Regions from separate parts of the Homo sapiens genome. Here region 1 is linked to region 2. A link is a loop called in an ENCODE intact Hi-C map of the cell type or tissue named here. Cell type or tissue: PC-9. All regions are shown on one strand. Links, peaks and the distances in the headings refer to the core of each region. The heading gives the core; the rest is flanking DNA.

What was found. Peaks named below come from ENCODE experiments on the same cell type or tissue, not always from the same donor. Only the 100,000 strongest peaks of a DNase experiment are listed, where the experiment ranks them.
Region 1: it touches region 2 in a loop (8-fold over the local background); 3 of 110 quality-filtered maps call a loop at or near these places.

What each region holds. Positions count from the first base shown.
Region 1 is chr4:158,090,825-158,099,685 of GRCh38, reverse strand. No RefSeq gene overlaps it. Among named protein-coding and RNA genes, the nearest start is that of GASK1B-AS1, 75 kb to the left of the region's middle. RefSeq lists an enhancer at 4,361-5,560. In PC-9, for the core only: no CTCF peak of the experiment used is centred there; DNase peaks (open chromatin) are centred at 4,835 and 5,405; H3K4me3 peaks cover 1,729 bases; H3K27ac peaks cover 2,455 bases.
Region 2 is chr4:158,010,875-158,019,735 of GRCh38, reverse strand. All of the region lies in intron 1 of LOC105377509 (a long non-coding RNA gene), which reads left to right. Among named protein-coding and RNA genes, the nearest start is that of GASK1B-AS1, 160 kb to the left of the region's middle. RefSeq lists a silencer at 3,863-4,019. In PC-9, for the core only: no CTCF peak of the experiment used is centred there; no DNase peak of the experiment used is centred there.

The sequences.
Region 1 (8,861 bases), core at 3,707-6,206, 79 kb before region 2:
TGACAAAGGACCGGGCCATGTGGGGACTTATGTGCCCTTGTAAGGATTTGGGCTTTTACTCTGATGGATTTTGAACAAGGAGGTGACTGGACCTAACTTCTTTTTCAATAGGATCACTTTGGTTGATGTCTGTTGAATACACTGTAGGGAACAAGAGCAGAAGCAGGGAGGCCAGGTAGGAAGCGGTTTTGGTGATCCAGGTGAATGATGACGGTGGTTTGGATCACAGTGAGAGCAGTGACAGTAAACATAAGTGGTCAGATGCCTGACACATTTTGAAGATGGAATTAACAGACTGTATGTTGGTCTCAGAGAAACAGAAGCATCAACAACGACCAAGACAGAAAATAGCACAGGTTAGGCAAGTATTGTAGGGGTAGGGGTTGGGGGAGGAAGTTTACTTCCGGGCATTTTAAGTTTGGGGTGTTTATTAGTCATGGAGGAGTCTGAAAAAGAGTAGCTGGCCAGGCATAATGTCTCATGCCTGTAATCTCAGCACTTTGGGAGACTGAGGCAGGAGGATCACTTGAGCTCAGGTGTTTGAGACAAGCCTAGGCAAGACAGTGAGACCCCATCTGTACAAAAAATAGAAAAAAATTAACCTGGCATGGTGATATGCGCTTGTAGTTCCAGCTACTCAGGAGGCTGGAGTGGGAGGGTTGCTTGAGCCTGGGAGGTCAAGAGTGCAGTGAGCTGTCATTGTACCACTGCACTCCAGCCTGGGCAGGACAGTGAGACCCTGTCTGCACAAAAAATAGAAAAAAATTAGCCTGGCATGGTGATATGTGCTTGTAGTTCCAGCTACTCAGGAGGCTGGAGTGGGAGGGTTGCTTGAGCCTGGGAGGTCAAGGATGCAGTAAGCTGTCATTGCACCAGTGAGACCCTGTCTGAAAAAAAAAAAAAGTAGCCAATGAGACAAGTGGAAAAAGTAAAAAAAAGTAGCAGAGGAAGCTGTGTCTGAGGACTGAGAATTGACTATGACTATTCATTAGTGAGCTTAACATAGTAAAAATGTGGTATTTTAATCTTACGGGACCACCATTGTTATATGTGGTCTGGTGTTGGCGAAATGTCCTTATGTGCCACATGACTTTATATACTGAAATGTGGTTTAAGACGATAAGAAATTAACTTTAAAATTCACTTAACTTGAAAAATCTAATATTTTTACAGTAATTTTCTTTTTTTTTCATTATACTTTAAGTTCTAGGGTACATGTATACAACGTGCAGGTTTGTTACATATGTATACATGTGCCATGTTGGTGTGCTGCACCCATTAACTCGTCATTTACATTAGGTATATCTCCTAATGCTATCCCTCTCCACTCCCCCCACCCCACGACAGGCCCCTGTGTGTCATGTTCCCCACCCTGTGTCCAGTTGTTCTCATTGTTCAATTCCCACCTATGAGTGAGAATTATGCGGTGTTTGGTTTTCTGTCCTTGTGATAGTTTGCTCAGAATGATGGTTTTTACAGTAATTTTCAATGCTCCATATCCTTTTCCCTGCATCTTTCCCTATCTCAGCCCTAGAGGAAGATCTATTCATGACAAGGGAGAATAATTAACACTGTAAATACTTGTTTGCATGATGTGTGACCAAACCAATGAGAAAGCCAAGAGTGCCTTGAATTCATCTCCTATTATATTTTACGGAATGATCCATTAGATAAGTTATGCATTTTTATGTGATACCTATCACCATAGTGCAGAATTTTATTATTATAAAGAGCCATATTTAACAATGAAAATATAAACAATATGGATTTATAATTTTCCTAATGAACTTTCTTAACTTGGGGTTAACTTAATTACATTAACCTTCTTAATTCTCAAGGATTCATGAATTTGTCAAAGAGACTAACGTGCCAATATTCCAGTTTATTCTGTGGAAGAATATCCTTATTTGGTCAAGAGAAGAGGTAAATTAAAAAAAAATTCTTTAAAAAAGATTTCTGGCCTTAAAAACAGAAACTCCTGAGACTTTAATGAGAAAGCACCTCGTGTTGGTGGGGATATTTTAGTGAAGCTCCCAACAGAATGCCTGGGGCTTCTTTCTTTTCACTGACAAGAGTCTGTGAATATCACAGATGATGGTAGGCCTCTGACACACAGAACACAAAGACCAAATTGTATGGTAAATTTTAGATTATTGTATTTTATATAGGGAGTTCTTGTTCTGTGTTTAGAGGATGATCAGACATCCCTAAGGTACCACTTTGTCTTATGTTCTATATAGTTTTTTGTTTCTGTCATACCGTCCTTGACTTTTCTTGTTCTGCCTCCTCTGATGACTTTCAGTCAATCAAATGATGCATATTTATTGATGATCTTCCATACTTGCATGTTTTCTGTCACCTGTCTAATCATTAGGCAGTAGGACTGACCAAAGGAAAAAAAAAATAGGACTGGAGAAAATGGATGGAAATGGGGACTGGAAGAAAATAAATAAATCCTGGAATAAACTAATGGAATAAACTAATACACCCGAGGAATATAGGATCTGATTTCTACATCACAAGAGGTGAGGAAATATCAGTGAGATGTGGTGCTGAGACCTGAGAGCAGCAACAAGCATTTGTTTATGGCACGGTGCTAAACAGATGCTGTGGAGGCGACATGGATGAATAAAATAAAATCTGCCCTTAAGAAGTCGAGCATCTTGAACACACTAGGTGGTATGTGAAAAGTAGAATTAAAGTATCAAGTGGCTCCCTAATAAAAGTACAGTAAGGCCGGGCGCGGTGGCTCACGCCTGTAATCCCAGCACTTTGGGAGGCCGAGGAGGGCGGATCACGAGGTCAGGAGATCGAGACCATCCTGGCTAACACGGTGAAACCCCGTTTCTACTGAAAATACAAAAAATTAGCCGGGCGTGGTGGCGGGCGCCAGCTACTCGGGAGGCTGAGGCAGGAGAATGGCGTGAACCCGGGAGGCGGAGCTTGCAGTGAGCCGAGATCGCGCCACTGCACTCCAGCCTGGGCGACAGAGCGAGACTCCGTCTCAAAAAAAAAAAAAAAAAAAAAGTATAGTAATTAGGGAATAGCTATTGCACGAACTGTGTGTAATCTACAGCCAAAATATTAGTAAAATTTGAATCCAAAATTTTACTTTATGAAATGCCCCCTTGTTGAAGATTTTATTGCCATTCATTTTTTTTAAAATATCTCCAATCATCCAAACTGAAGAAAATGAGCTTTCATTTCAGTCTGGGTAAGTGAAGAAGTGAAGCAATAGCCATCTCCCACCTCTGCTCCTGGGCCTGTGTGCTGGTAGCACCCTCCAATCCCATTCTGCTGGAGGAGAGGTTAAGAAACAGCCCAGAACCAACCCAAATGTCCATCAATGATAGACTGGATTAAGAAAATGTGGCACATATACACCATGGAATTCTATGTAGCCATAAAAAAGGATGAGTTCATGTCCTTTGTAGGGACATGGATGAAGCTGGAAACCATCATTATTAGAAAACTATCGCAAGGACAAAAAACCAAACACTGCATGTTCTCACTCATAGGTGGGAATTGAACAATGAGAACACTTGGACACAGGAAGGGGAACATCACACACTGGGGCCTGTCATGGGGTGGGGGAAGTGGGGAGGGATAGCATTAGGAAATATATCTAATGTAAACGACGAGTTAATGGGTGCAGCACACCAACATGGCACATGTATACATATGTAACAAACCTGCATGTTCTGCACATGTACCCTAGAACTCAATGTATAATTAAAAAAAAAAAAAAAGAAAAAGAAACAGCCCAAGGTCAGCTTTCAGAGCATTTTAGTTAGCTGTGAAAACTAGCATCTTTCCTTGCCTGGGAGACCAGTGATAGAAGCGACCTCCTGGAACTCTTAAATCTCTGTCAGGATATTTGCCTGCCTGAACTTGATAGGAGGGAATAAAAATTGTGCTTCCTTTCAGGCTAATTGACATGTTCACTGGGTCCCCATGTATGCTTTTCTGTAATCCACCTCCAAGCACAGAGATTGAATCTGAAACCTGGAAATCAACTTGGATATTCGTAACGAAGTTGACATAAGCAATGTCAGATAGGCAGAAGTAAGCACTACTAAGCACCGAAATCAAATCACTGTTCAATCACCTGCAATAGTTGGTCAGGAAGCATTTATTTACTATTTTTACAGACCATTACATTTCCAAATGCTTCCACAGAATTCATTCCAATTAGAGCAAATTATTCACTTGGTAGATGTTAGCTTTGATCCTGAATAACCTTTACATTATGTTCATTTTTTTCCTTTGCCAACGATTAGCCTACTCTATAAATCTAGGTGTTACTGGAAAGGGGTCCTGATCCAGACCCCAAGAAGAGGGTTCTTGGGTCTTGCACAATAAAGAATTCAGAGTAGGTCCACAGAGTAAGGTGAAAGCAAGTTTATTAAGAAAGTGAAGGAATAAAAGAATGGCTACTCCATAGACAGAACAGCGGCATGGGCTGCTGCTCTGTATACTTGTTGTTATTTCTTGATTATATATTAAACAAGGGGTGGATTATTCATGAGTTTTCTAAGAAAGGGGTGGGGAGCTCCCCCAACTGAGGGTTCCTCCCATGTTTCTAGATCATCTAGGGTAACATCCAGACATTGCCATGGTATTTGTAAACTGTCATGGGCTGGTGGGAGAGTCTTTTAGCCTGTTGATGCATTATAATTAGCATAGAATGAGCAGTGAGGATTACCACAGGTCACTTTCATTGCTCTCTTGGTTTTGGCCAGCTTCTTTGCTGCATTCTCTTTTATCAGTAGGGTCTTTGTGACCTGTATCTTGCTTTCTCATCCTGTGACTAAGAATGCCTCACCCCCTGGGAATGCAGCCCAGCAGGTCTCAGCCTCATTTTATCCAGCCCCTGTTCAACCTTGAGCCAGTCCAGTTCCAATGCCTCTGACACAGGTAGAAAGAAGAAACACCGAAACAAATTTGTACAAGTGCAGCATTTGTGTAGCATTTCTTTTGATGTGTGTTTTGTGCAGATGAAACAAACATTAAAATTTTCAGAGATTTCTTTTATAACAGTAAATGTGTCCTATTTGTTTCCAGCTCTTTGACATTGGACAAATTTTTATTGTTGCTTGATCATCAGGGTGAGTAATCTGCTTTTCTGATTGGAGCTTGGATTTAATCACACTTCAAAAAATTATTTCATCTCAATGAATAATAGGAAGAACTTCTGCAATATTTCATAAAGCTGGCATTAGTGTGATGACTTTAGCCTAATTACAAAGCTGTGTAATAAAATTTTACAATTCAAGGTGAGACTATCATGATAAAGGCTAATCATAATGAATGCTTGTGGGTGCTACTTGCTTTCTTCCTCTAAGTAATACACACCACTAAATTCAATGGAATTCAGGCAGAATCACTGGTTCCCACCCTTCTTGTTCATCATTCATTTTCTGTATTTTTCTTCATCTGTGGTTTGCTGTAGTTTTTTCAGCTAGTTCTGACCTTGGAGTGTTTTTTTTTTCTTTCTGGATAACAGTGTGGACAAGCATCTGCTTCTGCAGTTGCTAATGCCAAGGTTATTTGCCAAGAACAGAACACAGGTTTCTCAACATTTTGCAAGTAAATGACTCTTAAACAAATTCATGAGAATGAGAATATTTTGCAGTTAAAAAATAATAAAAAATATGTTCACCATTTGTGGAGATGAAAGATGTTCATAAATTATACATTTGCTTCTCGAACGGGCACAAAATCTCTACCTGTCTCACATCTCACTTTCCTTAACTCAGGTGTCTGCGTTTGATCTCGTGAAAGTTTCAGAATGGGCCTGGCGCGGTGGCTCATGCCTGCAATCCCAGCACTTTGGGAGGCCAAGGTGGGCGGATCACCTGAGGTCAGGAGTTGGAGACCAGCCTGACCAACATGGAGAAACCCCGTCTCTACTAAAAATACAAAATTAGCCGGGCGTGGTGACGCATGCCTGTAATCCCAGCTACTCGGGAGGCTGAGGCAGGATAATTGCTTGAACCCGGGAGGCGGAGGTTGCGGTGAGCCGAGGTCGTGCCATTGCACTCCAGTCCAGCCTGGACAACAAGAGTGAAACTCCGTCTCAAAAAAAAAAGTTTCAGAATGATGGCCAAAACAACATTTCTCATTTAGCATAGTAACACAGATCTTCGTGGGAGGTAAGCAGCAGCTTATTTTTTCATAGTTCTTAATTTTAATGCATCTTTTAAGTACATCGGCCTTCAGGGTTATCCGTATTTTGTACTGATGTGGGTACTATTGGGTGTGACATGTTTCAGGAAGATAGGTAAGGACTTGGCCCATATTTTCAGAAGAAAAAAAGTCAACATTATGGGCAGCCAATGCTTAAATCTCCACTTCCCATTTTTAAGAAGTGTCTATGGCCACCCCTCTTTCCCATACAGATTCTGAAAGATTGAAGGAGGTTGGCACAGGGGATAAGAAGTCCCAGCAGGCTATTTCTTTCATGATTTATTTTTTTACTTCCTGACATCTCTGATGCTTATTTTGACCTGATATCACCTGTGAAATGTTGTTAGGGGACACAGGTGTGCTCACTATTGTGCTTTGTGTCCTCCCTGCCCACGCATCTCCAGAGAGGGTTATGCAAACCAAATACAGTTATTTTATACTTTTCAATTCCAGTGAAGTCATGAGATGCTTTGTTAGAAATGCTTCTAGGAAAAAAATAAAATTAACCCAGATTAAATTTTAGTTATCATTGCCAACTTCTCATCTTTTGTAACTTCATTAGGAAATTTTATGAAAAGCTTCTTACCGACCTCTTTATAAACATTTTTTGCCTTTTCCACAAAATGTTGTCTTAAAATTTATATAGAATAAAAATCTTAACTGGCTTTAACATGGTGATTATGAATGGATTTTGCATACTCTTAAAATGAGTTCTTCATAAACCAATTAACTAATTGTAGGTTAATTTGATAACCCAACTGGGTTATCAAAGAAGTTTCCCTTATGTGGACATAGTTTTTGTACTGAATGTATCTATATAAGCTACTTTAAATCATTTCTGAATTTCTTATTGTTAAGAAATAAGTGACATTTGGCTGGGTACAGTGGCTCACACTTATAATTCCAGCACTTTGGGAAGCCGATGCAGGCGGATCACTTGAGGTCAGGAGTTTGAGACCAGCCTGGCCAACATGGTGCAACCCTGTCTCTGTTAAAAATACAAAAAAATTAGCCGAGTGTGATGGCAGGCACCTGTAATCCCAGCTACTTGAGAGGCTGAGGCAGAAGAGTCCCTCGAACCCAGGGGGCAGAGCTGAGATCTCGCCACTTCACTTCAGTCTGGATGACAGAGTGAGACTCTGACTCAAACAAACAAACAATCACACAAAAAGAAATAAATAAGTGACATTTCCCCCACCTAAAATCATGGCATCCTTTTTAGTTAGCCATGTGGATTCCATGATACTGAACTTGACATGAAAAATCTTGATAGTCAAAAAAATCATTGCAACTATTAAACAAATATCTATTTTTCCCAATTCCTGAATAAAATATTCAAACTATACCAGTTAATTTTAGTAAACTCACATTAGGACAAAATATCATAAGAAAAATTTTGAAGCATATCCAACATTTTGACAGATTAACACCAAACCATATCTTACACAAATGAATCAATTTTATTTGTTTGAATTCTACAGAACACGAGTTTCTACATTTAGGGATGCTTTGAAACAGAATTCTTTTCATTGAACTGGTTGAATCAATGTCATACAGTGAGTTCTGTGCATGTGCCCTGTGGGACTTAGACTTGGAAAAATCCTAATTTGGGAATAAGAGGTATGTGTGAAGGGGATGAGTGCTAGTTTCTAGCGACTGGAGGTTTCCATACACAGAGAAAATATTAACAGTAACTTAAGTTTTCCATTGTATCCATTTGGTGCAAAAGTAATTGTGGTCTTTGTCATTACTTTCAATGTCAAAGACTACAATGACTTTTGCAAGAACTTAATAATGTATTAGCCCTGAGTTTTCTTTCATAAAGTGTTGTTCTGTGATAAATACAATACAGTTGCATTTAAAAGTTTTTGGAAAGTGAAAAAAAAGGAAAAGAATCACTCATAATTGTACTCCTTTGATGTTAACCACTGTTAACATTTTATTGCATTTCCTTCCATTATTTTTCATTTTCCATTATTTTATGCTCTAAATAACTTCTTCAGCAGAGCTTTTTCAAGCAGGTATTAGCAAAGATCTATGGAGTACTCAATACACCAAATAGTTTACATGCATTACCCCCTTACGTTGGCACAAATGCACCCGTGAGGTGGGTACTATTTATAATTTCTCTTCTATAGACAAGAAAATTAGGAAAGGTTTAGAAAGGTTAATTAATTTGTCCAAAGTCATTCGACTAGTAAATTGCAATGCGTGGCCTTGAATCCAGGACCTAACTTCAGAGCTCTTAATTTGAATGTTATGTTATAATGTATCTCTGGAAAGCTTATATAGAGTGCAAATAAAATTATGTGGCTATTTCCAAGAAAAAAATGTTACCACTATTTTTGGTTAAAGATATGATTTGTGGGCTTCATGCTACTTTATGTAGATTGATTATATTATTCAAATGTATTGATCTAATTCTTATCAGAATTAATGTTTAGCAATATCCTTAAGGAATATTTGGCTTTGTAACTAAGTTAAAAAATGTTTAACTGGATTGCTTTACCTTTAGTTTGACTACATTTTATCTTCCCCTGGATAGTTCCTCAATCCTTCCTTTTCATTGACTGCGGATACCTCGCTTAAACAATGAATGTATTTAATGATGCAAAGATACTTGCATCCTTTGAATGTTTCCTCTTTGATCTTTAAAAAAACAGATTGAGGCA
Region 2 (8,861 bases), core at 3,229-5,728:
AAGTAACTTGCCTAGGATGACCCTGCTAGTAATGTCAGAGCTGGAGTTCCCTGCTTTCCAGGTAGCCTGGTGTCTGTTTTACATTTTGAGCTACATCATGAGCTAGTGATACAATTACTTGACACTAATTATACTTTACAATAAAGCATATTAATTCGAGTAATTTTAATACAGTAATCCTTTGATGTTTATTACTTGAAGGAACAGTACAGGTTAAGACAGAATAGCAAGAAAACTTGAATGATAATAAAGAGATACAAGGGAGAAAGTGTTACTTTATGTATTATGCCCTAACATTTAAAATATTTTTAGTAACCTTAATTTCATTTTTTAAATATAAAAATAATTAACACTCATAGTAGGAAATATAGAAAAGTGAAAAACCACCATACACTATCTCATTTTCAAGATGAGAATATTTTATTACTATTCTTTTTCTATATGTAAGATTCATAGAATTATAATATAGTGATTAAAATAAAATTGTATGCTACTTATTGCATACATTAGTATAATATAAACATATCTCACAGTAAAATAGTTATTTCTAAACCTTATTTTCAAAAGTAGCTCCCCATCCCATCTTTTTAGGAAAAGAGGATTATCTTTCACATTATTCCTTGATACCAAAGTTATCCAGAGTCTGATATTTATCTAAGCCAGCCTGGTGGTTTGGGAGTTCTTTAACATGTGCAGAATGATGGTCTGGAAAAACCTAAGTTATTGTTCAACAGCTGAATAAACTATCAATATCAAGAGAGCAGTGCAAATCTCTCTAAATAATTCTTTTAAAGAGGAAGCCATCTCAATGGAAATGGGTGAATATTTGTCCTTTGTAATATTATGATGCGAATTTCCAATTACTGAACCCAATGTCAGCTCCTGAACAAGTGAGATAAATGCCTTAGCTCATAGGTACTTTTGACTCCCAAGACATGTCACTCTAAAACCTCATGTTCATTTATTTCACCAACATTTAATACCACAGCACATGATTTATTTGGTATGATTCCAGTGCATTGGCAGGGAAAATAAATAATAGTTCTCTGCATATAATTATCTAGGAGACTAGGTCTTTGACAGGGGAATTACCCATTTAAAGATGGATGGCAAATGCTGCTAGTCATTGGAGAATGTCTGAAAGCCTTTTCTTGTTCCGAAATGAGTCTTTAAAGAAGGCATCTGTAGAACAAATGATTATAGAGGTCACATAGTTCAAATGACAAATTCTGCTAACAAAGCAAGGCTCCTGTGTATTACTGGGCACTTTTGCTTCTTAGGTCATGGAAAGAGAAAAATAAAGAGATAGCTAGGGAAGGAAAAGCAATTGTTCCAAAAACCACCACTATCACCAGCACCACCACCAATGATAACAATAAAATCACCAAAACAATTGCAACAAAAAGTAGATAAAGTTGAAGAGAGAGAGCAAAAGAGCAAAAAGGGAAGTGAAATGCAGAAAAAAGTACATATGGTAAGAATTATGGAGAAATTCTGCCAGTGGTACTAACTGAATAAACTGTCGAATTGATCTAATATATGGTTCAGAGGGCTGACAGCTGAATTTCAGGTATCTTCATTAGCAACTGTGCACCTTTAAAATGCGGCATATCTTTATTTTCCTGTCTTGAAATAAAACAATAGAATATCAAGAAACTCTATTTACCTATAAGGCCCTAATTAGAATGAAATGATGGGTATTAGATAATGTTCTAGACATGATTTCAAATATAAAGACCCATTATTTTTATTTATTTTATGATGAACATATTTTTGTGATATTCTCTGATCTAATTTCCATCCTTTATATCTCTGTATGATTGGTATATTTATCATAAATTTAAAAAACAGAGCTGTTTACCAATATCAAGTGAAAAGTCTCATAATAGTGAACAATTACTAACTGATTACAATACTAACCCAAGAGGTCAATGTGAACTTTCTCATATAATTCTCATAAATTTATTTGAGTTATGTGGCATTGTTATACTTTTTTTACAGCTGGGGAAACTGAGTAACGAAGCAGTTAAGTAACTTGCTCAATAGAGGAGCCATGACTTATAACCCAGGCAGTCTGATTCTGGAAGCTGTGCTCTTAACCACGACACGAAGTAAAATAAAAGTGAAAGAAAAAAAAAGCCAGGAATAAATGAGGTTTCTTCAGGCATACTTTATGATTTTTACTTAATATTTTCAACATTGATTTAACTAATATTTACCAAGCACCTTTTAGATTCGTCGTACCATGCTGCACTGTATTATTGTGATTGATGAATGATATGTGTGGTGCCTGCCACATGGAATATATAATCGAGAGAGATAATGAAATATAAATAATTTGTCAATTTTTCATTTATTGCAAACACAGATCTGGGTGTTCTGGGGCCATTTTAATTTTTACAATATAATTATTACTAAAGGTTAAATAGCTTAGAATATATATGTATACATATACATATGTTAGTACATATACACAATATATGTACATATACAATATATACATATATTGTGTATATGTTAGTACATATACACAATATATGTACATATACAATATATACATATATTGTGTATATGTTAGTACATATACACAATATATGTACATATACAATATATACATATACGCAATATATGTACATATACAATATATACATATATTGGGTTTGTGAGTCTTCCATTCTAATGTTAACTTTCCTAAAAATGTTGACTGTGTTATTAGGCAAGTTGTAACTACTTTTTACATCAAGCATCCCATTCACCAAATGATGCTAATGCCTACTACAAATGCAGGAAAAAATGATGACATAATTTTTGGGTAGAGTTCTCAGCTCTGTGGTAGGGCAAGAAAAACAAAAACCTTCATTGTCCACCTTGAATAATTACTATACAGTGGAGACTAATCCTTGATCTCAAGTTAATAACGGGAAGCTATCTGAAGGTGCTTGCTTTGAAAGATTACAGGCTTAAGCAGATATAGGGGGATCATAAATAGCAGACATATTGTGAAATAAAATTTTACTCCAGGAGTACTAAGAATGTTTTTATAAGGATGTTGAAATAATGGGTTGAAACCATGGAGACTGAGTTAGGCATTGGATGAGCTGTTTCCACATTGTGCCAGAGGTGAAAAGATGAAGGTGAAGAGGGAAGCTATTGAGCTGTGAGAAGGTTATAAGTAAACTAAAAAGTGGACTGAAGGATAGAGTAACTGTTTCTGGAAGGAGTTGCCTAAGCCAAAAACCTTTTCCTGGCATACCCGTAGAACATCTTGTTTTTATGCTGAAAAGAGAGTCCACATTAATGTAGTTTAGTTGTGTTTGCATCCTTGTGATTTTCTGAAGCTCATAATAAGTGTGCTAGGAATAGCTTAATTGTTGTAGTTTACATCATAAAGTAATTACCACCATCATGGTGGTCAGTAGAGATCTTCTAAGGATAAAATATGTGCTAGTGTTTTTTTCACTTTGCATCATTTTTTCTTTCTTTTGGCTATGATTTCTTGGGAATAATACAGAGACAACAAATGATGTCTTAAATTCATAGTTCTTACTCTTCTGCCAACTTTTTTTTCATATAACTATCCCCTGGTTGGAATAGGATTTTCTACCTTTGCAATATGTGTATTAAAAACCGAATTTGTGGCCGGGTGCAGTGGCTCATGCCTGTAATCCCAGCACTTTGGGAGGCTGAGGCAGGCAGATCACTTGAAGTCAGGAATTCGAGACCAGCCTGGTCAACATGGTGAAACCCCGTCTGTAATAAAAATACAAAAATTGGCCGGGCATGGTGTCATGTGCCTGTAATCCCAACTACTTGGGAAGCTGAGGCAGGAGAATAACTTGTAACTGGGAGGTGGAGGTTGCAGTGAGCTGAGATGGTGCCACTACACTCCAGCCTGGGTGACAAGAGTGAGACTCTGTCTCAAACACAAACAAACAGACAAACAAATAAATGGAATTTGTAATTGTCCAAAACATACAAACAAACAAATAAATGGAATTTGTAATTGTCCACAACAAAAATTGATGGTAGAGAATATAACCAGTTGTTATCTACTTGTAAATAGATGGTTACTTTTTTGTTCGTTCATAACATAGAAATAATGATATTATTAAAAATATCTCTTTTTTTTACTGGATATGGGCAAAGTAGTAGTCATGTATATCAGTGTGTGAGTCATGGGCAGATAGCATCAGCATTACCCACAAACCAGCCTTTTTCCAGCCCTACTGAATTAGAAACTGTTGGTAGAGTTCAGGAATAGATGGTTTAACTAGTTTCTCAGGTGGTCTTTATGAAAACGAAAGTTTGAAAAGTCCTAGTTCATGTCACTTTCATTCACATTCTCTTGGCCAGAACCCAATCATCTGACCCTAATTTCATGCAAGGCTGTGAGAGAAGCCAGTTTCCAGAGCAACTCTACCCTTCGGTACACAGAAATACCCAACTCGACCTAGTGTTTGGCAAACAACTAGCTATCTCTAGCTAGCATTAATCTTTCAGAAGAAAAGTTATGTCACAAGAAAATAAGTTTTAGAAGGTACTGGAAATGTTGTTTAATCAATAGTCAACCCAATTTTATTTATTTGTATTGCTTTATATTTAAAATATAGTGCTAATTCTCTTTTATATTTGTGGCACTTTGAAAAAAATTCAACTAAAAGCCTTGATAGAAAAAAAAGTTTCAATGAAAAGGATGTGTTCTGAGCAGAGCCAAATTTCTATTTATTTCTGCCAATTGCTAACCAAGTGGCATTGGGAAAGTTGAACCTGTTTTAAGAAATTCAAAGTAAAATAAAAGCTTTAACATTGAGGATACTTGAGGTTTGACAGTTTTATGTTTTCTAAGTTAATATTTTGGGATTATAATTAAATCCAATGATTAAATGAATATGTATTTGATTATTTTATGCTTTGCAAAGGTAGTTACTGGGGATTAAAACTTAGTCTAGTGATAGGAGAACTAGATATGTAAATAAATAAAAACAGTACATATGTGATTTTATTGTCTTTTATAAGTTTCATATGTTTCAGCTTTAAAAGCAAATCTATTAAAATAGTTAATTCACAATTTAGGACTATTTCTAGTGGTATTATGAGACAGACCATGCAGAGTTTTATTTTTTTATTTTTTTATTTTTGAGACAGTCTTGCTCTGTCACCCAGGCTGGAGTGCAGTGGCATAATCTTGGCTCACTGCAACCTCCTCATCCTGGGTTCAAGCAATTCTTCTGCCTCAGCCTCCCAAGTAACTTGGGATTACAGGCATATGCCACCACACCTGGCTAATTTTCGTTTTTTTTTTAGTAGTGATGGAGTTTCACCGTGTTGGCCAGGCTCGTCTCGAACTCCTGACCTCGAGTGATGTGCCTGCTTTGGCCTCCCAAAGTGCTGTGATTACAGGCATGAGCCATTGCACCTGGTCCCATATAGCATTTATTAATTATATGTTTTAAGTTTTTCCTCATTACTGTATAAACAATAACTATTACTGTATTCTCAGTTCCTGGAACTGTATATACTTAGTAGAATAGCATGCACTATATATTTGTTAAATTAATGAAACAAAATATTAAACCCCATGGTTTAGTTATGACTCAGAGTATCTTCCTTACCATTCCCTAGTACATTGTGGCCAACAATTTTCATGCCTTATGTATCTATCAAGCAATGTGATCTATGATAATCACCAGTGCAACTAAAGAAAAATAAAAAGAGCTTAGTGTTGTTATCTCTGAAAAATGAGTCAAGTGGTCACTCTGGTCTATGTGGATTTTTAAAGCTTTGTGCTGGTAATAAAGAAGTCCAATTTGTAAAGGAGAAAAAAACACATAGCAAAAGGAGAAGACTTCTGTTTGAGCTTGTGAATAGGCAAGAGAAATAAAATAGATTTAAATAGGAAAATTATATAGCTCTTCAATTAAAACAATAAAAGATGTTAGAGTGTCTTTTAAAAGAAATAAATGCTTAGGATAAATTCAGGTTTTTAATTGTTGTTTTTATTGTCACTTATCATTAACTTCCTTGTCAACCCAACCCCAGTGGCACTTTCTAGAGATCTTTGGTTTATTTCTTAGGAGTGGGCTGTCTTCTTTCTCTGTTTCAAAGCAACTGCTGTCTATTTCCTCTCCTAGGCTCTAAAAATGAATCACAAAATGTGTCATTTGTTCAAAGCAAAGATAGCCTCTTCTATATTCAGCAGGACCAAATCAGGTAATATACATGAACAGGCCTCATATAACTTGTTTTTGCTGTTGTTTTTAGAATCTGGAGAACAACTACCCAACTGCAGAGTAGGGGTGTTGCTCCTGCTCTGTGCGTGTTTGTGTTTTAAGAGACTGAGTGAAATCACCCATTTTAAAGGACAGATCAGAGACATTTAAACAAAATTGAATTTGGAGTTTGGATGAAAAATTTACTCCATTTTCTTACAAAAACCAAACTAAATCAAACCATGTTTTCATTTTGTTCACCATCCATTGAGAACATTATGGATTTTTTCTCTCTGTTTTTTAAATTTTATTATCGTATATTAAAATTTGGTTTTAAAGTTTGTTTGTTTTTTTTTGTTTGTTTGTTTTCAGATGAGTTTGGGCGCATTCAGGGCAGTATGACCATAGCCTGGTTTTTTTATTTTCAGAAACAATGCCTTTAGTCCTTTAATTTCCTCTCTACTTGCTCATCTGACATGTGTTCATTGCTCTCATTCTCCTGCTTCTCTAAATAATATTAAGTAACAGAAAATGTGCTATTTAATAAAATTAAAATGAAGTTTATTAACATATTTTTCAGAATACTATATATATTCTTAATATTTGTTTGTGTCCAGAGAATTTTTACTTTAATGTAATATAAACCTTAGGACTAATTGAATTGGAAGTATATTCTAAAGGCTACTTACTCCACCATTCTATGTTAACTCACAAACTATATAACAGAAAAAAATCATTTTTTTCTTTATGATAAATCTTAGATTAATTTTGACAAGCTCAGCATGACAATCAAACTTGCTGTACAACTTTGATTTATGTGAAAACACACACACACACATACCATCCATCAACTCTTAAAAATTTCTTCTGATTGATTGGCTAGAGAATGAAAGATTTACAGAAATATATTAGACAAAAGAACAAGCTATGAAGCTAAAATACTAATTACTAATGACAGAAGGGCAATAACATTTATTGGGAAAAGTATCTCTTCCCCTGAAGCATCTTAAAGGTTGTCTATTGATGGCTTCAGTGCTTTTCAAGGGTTAAACAAGACAATCAAATTAAATTCATATTTGCATATATGTAAGTATGGTTGAACAGTATAAATAATGCCACCTTTATGTCTAATAAATTATACTACATGAAAAAGATGGACTGCTCATCATCAACATATTCTAATTAAATCTCTTCTGTGAACTGAAGTGTGCAGTTCACAGTATGCATGAAAGCTTTACAGGCTTTCAGTTTCTTAAAGCATTTGAGAAGGATCATAAAACTGTAAACAAACAGAGTCCTCTCTAAATAACCAACTTAAGTCTCCTATCATAATTAAAATAATTTTCTAAAAGCACATGATCCAAATTGAGCCAAGAATTAATTTAAAAAATAAACAGAAAATAAAATAATATTAAATATGAAACTGAAACTATCTACAAAATCACCTAATAAACAGAAATATGTTATATGATGACAGTGAAGTTTACATATTCTTCCCACTTTGCTAGAGATCAGTGCTTGTAGGGGAAGAAAATTTGAGAATTATCAGGATGATATTTCTTCTTATTTCACCAGGTACATGTTAACATCTCAGTTTTCCTAAACTAAATGTATGCATTTTTCATTATAAAGTACCTTTACTCACTTAAAGCTTCCAGTTAGCAGAAAGTTCATTTCTATGTGGCTTTGGGATTTGTACTCTTTATTTGGGCTAAAACCTTGTGAAGCAAAGACAGCTGAGGGGAAAGGACAAGAAGCTACATGGAATTCTTCACCTTAAGGCTGGAGTCAGAGAGGAAGGGAGTGCCAGCGACCCCAGACGTGTGTCAAGGTGTTCCCCTGCCAGAGACTTGGAGCCAACTCCAGCCACTACCTGGTGAGATACTGTACTGCCACTGCAACAGAACCATCTCCAGGATCCACTTCACTTCTTTACAACAGCTTGCTCTGTGACAAACCCAGTGCCTAATCCTACCTCCCTGCACAAAGAAGATGATTCAGGTGCACACTCTTTGCCAAAAACTTTAATATTGACAGTAGTCTTTATGTTGTGTTTCAGTCCCACTGATAAGTGCAGGAGGCAACTTGAGAAGAACTGATTGTGTATAAACTAGAGCCTTGGTAAATATATCAGAATATCAACACTGTTATAGCTGGAAGGCACTGGCTTCCAAAAGTCTTGGCCACATCCCCTAGAGGGGCACAGGAATGATGCAGGGGTGGGGAGGGGGCACTAGGATGGGGACCACAGAGAGTTCTGCTGTCTTTGGGTTCCACATGTCAAACAAGCACCAGCTACAAATGACAGTTCCAAAAGACTCAGCATTGGTACATTGGAAAATACCCAATAAATGTGGTAAACATAAAAAAAGTGAAATTTGACCATTTATCAAAGTTATTTGTGATTATCAAAACAAAACCCCCCAAATTTAAAATGGCCATATTTAAACCATAGACTGTAGTGACTGTACAGGCTGCAATGATAGTGAATGAATATTTTAAATTCAGTTCTGGTGACAACTATGACCAAAGGTGATATTTTCTAAATTTATTCCTTTAGAAAATAAGTGATACAATTTCATTTGTTTAATTTTTTACAAAGGTAGAATTCTTCATAATCGGGAAATGCTATTGCCTTTTATTCTCTAAGAG